2 separate regions of the Homo sapiens genome follow, and region 2 is linked to region 1. Evidence: chromatin loops called from intact Hi-C (ENCODE). Cell type or tissue: IMR-90. All regions are shown on one strand. Links, peaks and the distances in the headings refer to the core of each region. The heading gives the core; the rest is flanking DNA.

Region 1 (2,912 bases), core at 94-2,593:
CAGTGACTCACATATTCATGCAGTAAGTAATATAGCTTTAGATCCAAAATATTTATCTTCATTTTACTTAGTAAATGGTGAGTAGGTATTTGAAGACTAAAGAAATAAGTGAGTTTTAGTCCTTAAAACTGGGTTTGTAATTTATGCCATTTAGAGAATGGCATCTTACAAGCATGTGAAGTACTAAAGTTATTTCTACTTTCATTTATGTTGTATCTTGGGGAAGGGAAGGGCGTTTCTCTGGAGAGACTTATTGGCTTATTCTCATGTTCCCTTCATGGACTCTGTGCCATTCTTCTTTATATTGCAATATAGGTATACAATCCTGAAAACTGATATTACCAGGGCAAGTAACACAGGATCCCGTTGTCAGAATTTGCTGCCTGAAACGGTGAAACCAAGGGCCATTCTTCTGGGGAGGAGAAAGATGAGTGTGTAGTAGATTTCCAAGTGGGAAATACTTTTCTTAAGGTCCTCAGAGATAAAGACAAGCGTGTTCCTTCACAGCTCTGAAGTGACCCTTTTTACATGACTTGGAGTTGCCTTCTTATTTTTGGTTGAATGTTTTTTTGCTTGATGTACCCCTAGCACTCATTTCATCTCCATAAAACTAGCAGAGATCTAGTCCTTGCCCACTTTTTTTTTCCCCCGTCAGAGAAAGGAGAAGAAGACAGGAAGTAGATTTGTGTGGTATGGACATTGATGAAGTTGAGTTTCAAGTCTGGAAGGTCTGTTTCCAGTTGGTAGTTTCTGTCTTGCACTGGCTACTTCCAAAGTCAGTCATCAGAGAACAGAGCGATCCACTGTACTGCTCAAATGCACTCTTTCTCTGGGGCAGTGGAGCTGAAACAGTGTTATCCACTGCTTTCAGTACTGGAAAAGGGAAAGAGCCAACTCGATTTTTTTCCCCCTCCTTAGGCGGAGCAACACCCATGCACTTCTCTAATTACAGTGGTAGAAACAGCCTCTCAAAATGTGACCTGCCTATTTCAAATGCCAAACAGTTAACATAGTTTGTTTCATCTGCCTAACCTCCACTTGTTTTCTCTAATTTTTTTTTTTTTTTGCTATTCTTTGTCTTTTAATATCACAAATGAAAATGTGCTACAAACCTAGGCTCTTTGATGAGGTGAAGATACTCAAGAGACAGCGTGAGAATTAAGCTCTGTCAGTAACCATGACCAACAGGAGCCTGTTGTCCCTGAATGATCGTCACTGGATTTTGAGGGGTCTGCTGGGAAAGAATTTACATTTTTGTGCTTTCAATGATGCTACTAAAGTTGTTTTGAATCTTGAGTCATTTCCCTGCTAAGAACATAACACATATTGTACTTCATCTGTGACTTCAACTGAAGCTCTGCATTTTTCAGTGTTAAGGGTTAAAAAATCAGCTACTCTTCCCCTTTGATATTTTGTTTTGAAGGCCTGTTTCAGAGAAGGTATTTGCATTGGCTCATCTGAGCAGGGTGGTGATTTCTATTCCTTCTGTAAGAATGAAAGTTGGTGTTTAAGGGAAGAAAAAAAAGAATGAGTCTCCTCTTGGCTGTGTGAGCTGAGGGATTCCAGAAAACAAGACTACTTAAGGAAGGTGGCCTTTAAACAGAAAGGGGGCAGTAGCGAGTGAGTCACCAGCCTTTCAGAAAAGGGATGCGCCGTTGTCCTCATCCGCCACGGTGTTCTGAGAGCTGAGTTGTATGGACACCAAGTACCAGGAGATAGGAGACTGAGGTACAAGTTGGGTGGAATCATGAGGTAGGCCAGATTGAGCAGAGGATCTGTCTGTCCTCCCTATGGCCAACTTGAGCAGAGGATCTGTCCTCCCTATGTACTGCATTGACCGCTGCTTGCACTGTGTGGCCTCTGGCTGCCCGCTGGTTTTCAAAGTTAGTGCCAGGGTTTTCCATTATTCTGTCTTCAGGAGGGGTTCAGCCCTTGGTACCTCAGTTTTGATTGGTTACCCATCCCCAAATTGTAAGTTATGTTAATTAGAGATAAACTCTTGGAGGTTTAGTTCCAAAAAGATAGAATGCATGGAAGACTGAGTATAATTTGAAACCTAGAGTTTTTGTAGTAATGCCAGGTCAAAGCATTATCTCAGTCTCAAAGATGAAATGGTCAGTAATGCCTGAATTACAGAGAAAAGTGGTGGAGGTGGACAGTTAGAACTGCCTTTCTGTGGTTGGGTGCAGTGGCTCATGCCTGTCATCCCAGCACTTTGGAAGGTTGAGGCGGTCGAATTGCTTGAGCCCAGAACTTTAAGACCAGCCCGGGCAACATGGCAAAACCCCATCGCTACAAAAAATAGAAAAAGTAGCTGGGCATGGTGGTGCAGCACCCGTGGTCTCAGCTACTTGGGAAGCTGAGGTGGGAGGATCACTTGAGCCTGGGAGGTCGAGGATGCAATGAGGTGTGATCGTGCCACTGCATTCCAGCCTGGGCGACAGAGTGAGAGCCTGTCTCAAAAAACAAAACCAAACAATAACAAAAAATGCTATTTTTCTTTTCAACAGTGTTTTTCCTCCGTAAAACTGCATTAATACTTAGAAGTAGGGATGGTTAGATAAAACTAGTGTTGAGTGTTCCCATTTGGTGCTATATACTTGTTATAAAATGATTTCTGATTAATGACTTTCTGAATTGCTACTCTTTTACTTTATACGGTAAGTGAAAGTGTTTCGTTAATTTATTCACACATCAATCCTACCCCCGCCACCAGAAGCTGGGGTTGTAGCATATGGAGAGGCTATTTATCCTCATAGGTCGTGAAAGCCGAATAAATGTTTACTTTTGCAGATAAATCTGATGTTTGAGTTTCCTTTTCTTTATATTATTTTATTTTTTTGAGATGGAGTCTCGCTCTTGTCTCCCAGGCTGCGGTGCAATGGTGCAACTTTGGCTCACTGCAACCTCTG
Region 2 (2,912 bases), core at 291-2,790, 92 kb after region 1:
CTTTACTCCCCAGGGGAGGATGAGTATACCATATATGTCCATATTGATACCTATCTCAGAATACTGGTTGTACAAAACTATTCCAGGCATTGTTCTTCTTTAAGTATTTGGGGTGTTTCTTTTTGCTTATAATTTAGTACAAATGTTCTCAGTTCAGTTAATAATGAGTCCTACTGTGTGGCAGTTGAGAACATGAAGATAACCAGAACACAGTTCCCGCCCTCAAGGGACTGATGAGAAGTAGCCACGTTTTGTAGGAACGGGCAAATGAAGTGGCAAAGGAAGGTGGCCATGGGTTGCCATAGGAGCGCAGGTGAGGGATGAGGAAAGGAAGCACTAAACCAGGTCAGCTTGTGACGTGGGATAAAGAAGGCTTCTTGCAGGTAAAGCCAGAGCTGAATTTGGAAGATGGTAGGAGTTCACCTGCTAACCTGGGAGGTGTGAGTGGAGTGCCTGCGGCTGGACCCACTTTGAGCAATTGGAAAGCCTGTATAGGAAACCATAGGTGACATGATGCCAAGTGGACATGACATTCAGGGAGATGATAGGCAGAAGGTGAGGCCAAAGAAGTTGGCTGGATGTATGTCAGAGAACGTGGTTTTTATGCAATCATTGATGGAAAGCTCATGACGCATTCAGTGATGTGGACGGCTTTGTGCTCTCTGCAGACCACTCTGAGGGCAATGTGGAGGTGGAGGCAGAGAGATTAGGTAAGAGGTTTTTGTGAAAGTTCAAGTGAGATAAGGAATGAACTAGGGCAGTGGTAGTAAGAATGAGGAGAAGGGAGAAAACCTGCCAAATACTTAAAAAAATTAGCAGCCATATGCCGGTTAAGTGTATGAGTGGTGAGACAGAGGGAACATTGAAGATAACCCACAGATTTCTGGCAGTGGTTCCGTGATCTGAAATTAGGAATATAAGAATAGACACTGAGGGTGGACAGGATCAATTCCCTTTTGGACATTTTGGGTTTGATGTGTCTGTAGAAGACACAAATGGTGATGTCCAGTTCACCTTGGGTTTGTGAGTCAAATTTGACAGATTCAGATAGAGACACACTCTTGGTTCTTATTAGATGTATGCAGTAGTTAAAACTATGAAAGCAGATCCATCCCCTATGTTGGAGGGGCACAAAGAAAAGGAGCAGCCCACCAAGGAGCTGGAGAATGAGAATCGGGGTGGACCAAGAGGGAGTCGTGTCTCAGGGGCTGGGGAAAGTAGAAAGGTTCCAGAATGAGTGAGTGGTCAGGAACTTCAGATGTAGCAAAAGAGGTCTTAGAATGTAAAGATGGAGTCACTTGGCAGTGTCAAGATACAAAGACTGAATAAGTTTGGCAGCGTGGAGATACCAGGCCGTGTGAAGATCCTTAGGACCTTTGTCCAGGCGGTTTTAGGAGCTTGGTGGTTGTGGGAAACTAATTTCAGGTAAATGTTTATAATGGCAGTAGAGTGACTATGGAGTACTCCTTCAGGAAACTTAGAAGGAAAGAGAGAAAAGTGAAAAAGAGGCCAAGAAATTTTTTTTTTTTTTTTTTTTTAAAGAATATGAGAGACTTGAGCATGTTACAGGGCAAGGGAAGAGGTTGTTGATAATTAAAGTAGCTGACATTTTGGAGGGCTTGCTCCATATCACCTACATCCAACAGCTGTATATCAAAGAGCTCATCAAATCCATCCAACAAGTCTGAGGTGTTGGGACAATTACTGTTCCCAGTGTTATGAATGAGAAACTGAGGTACAAGGATGTCAAGTGGCTCTGGGTGACACCAGCAATAAGAGAGCCCAGTTTCTCATAACCTGTGTAGATGTCACCATTTACCAGAGCACTGAGATGTTTGCTGGTTTTGAGGGAGAAGTTGAAGATTTAGGGTAAAGAAGGAATAATTCATAGAACCAAGTTCTAGAAGACACTGGAAGAGATGGGCTGAAAGCTTTGTGAAATTTGTTTTTTTAAATGAAGATGAAAAGTTTAATCATAAGGGAAAAATAGGGACAGTAAACAGAGTTGGATAGAGAAAGCTCCTAAATATTGGAGCCTGTCCTGGCTCTGCCTCCTGCAAGAACAGTGGTTTTGGTTTCTTTTCTGCACAAGGTGGTCCTTTTAGTCACATTTATTGATTGATTGGTTTCTTTATTATCACGGTTTGAGCTGTCATTGAGTATGTGACATTCTGTTATTTTAACAGTGTTATATTAAGAATCTACTCTATGTTTGGGTTATTTTCAGTCCAGTGACTTAAATGATAGCATGCCCTCCATTCTTGGTGACTTGTGTTGAGAAATCTTATGCTGGGGACATATTGAAATTGTTGCAATGTGGTTTAATATTACATGTTTTAAAAGCTAAGAAGCTCCTATTAGTCTCTGAAATATACCTGGTTTCCAATTTAGTCTACAAAGGAGATATCATTCCTGACCCTGATTTAGTGGGAGAGACAGAGATGCCTATATATTGGATGATGTATTATTCCATACACACCTACATACACAGCTCTGTAATGTTTAGGAGGCTTCAACAATGGGCAGATAGAAACCTGCAGCTCCTATTGCATTATAGCTCCTAAATAAGGTGTTAGCATGATTATTTATGAATTTACCCTGTGAGCTATAATTCAAATCCTTGGCCAATCAAAGGGAAAAATAAATCACTGGGAGTAGTGTTTTACTTAAAACCCATTAAAGCAATTTAAGTGAAAGTTTTTTTCAGGTATGAATACCTAGCTCCCTGCAGGAGGGCAAATGTTGATGTAGGGATATCTTTATTAATAGTCTTGGTGAAACTGAAGGAGAAGGCATACAATACAGTCTTTCACAGAACTCAGCAGTAGCCATAAATCCATTTATGAACAGTTCAAGTAATAGAGCTTTGAAGCATAACATTAGTTTTCAATAATGATGTTATTCTTTTAAAA

What was found. Hi-C counts contacts between places; a loop is a spot of excess contacts. Peaks named below come from ENCODE experiments on the same cell type or tissue, not always from the same donor. Only the 100,000 strongest peaks of a DNase experiment are listed, where the experiment ranks them.
Region 2: it touches region 1 in a loop (2.2-fold over the local background); 9 of 110 quality-filtered maps call a loop at or near these places.

Annotation. Positions count from the first base shown.
Region 1 is chr17:66,309,157-66,312,068 of GRCh38, forward strand. The region is part of intron 2 of PRKCA (protein kinase C alpha); the gene reads left to right. Among named protein-coding and RNA genes, the nearest start is that of PRKCA, 8.0 kb to the left of the region's middle. In IMR-90, for the core only: a CTCF peak has its summit at 1,602; no DNase peak of the experiment used is centred there; H3K27ac peaks cover 347 bases.
Region 2 is chr17:66,400,898-66,403,809 of GRCh38, forward strand. The region is part of intron 2 of PRKCA (protein kinase C alpha); the gene reads left to right. The region is part of intron 3 of PRKCA-AS1 (PRKCA antisense RNA 1); the gene reads right to left. Among named protein-coding and RNA genes, the nearest start is that of PRKCA-AS1, 14 kb to the right of the region's middle. In IMR-90, for the core only: no CTCF peak of the experiment used is centred there; no DNase peak of the experiment used is centred there.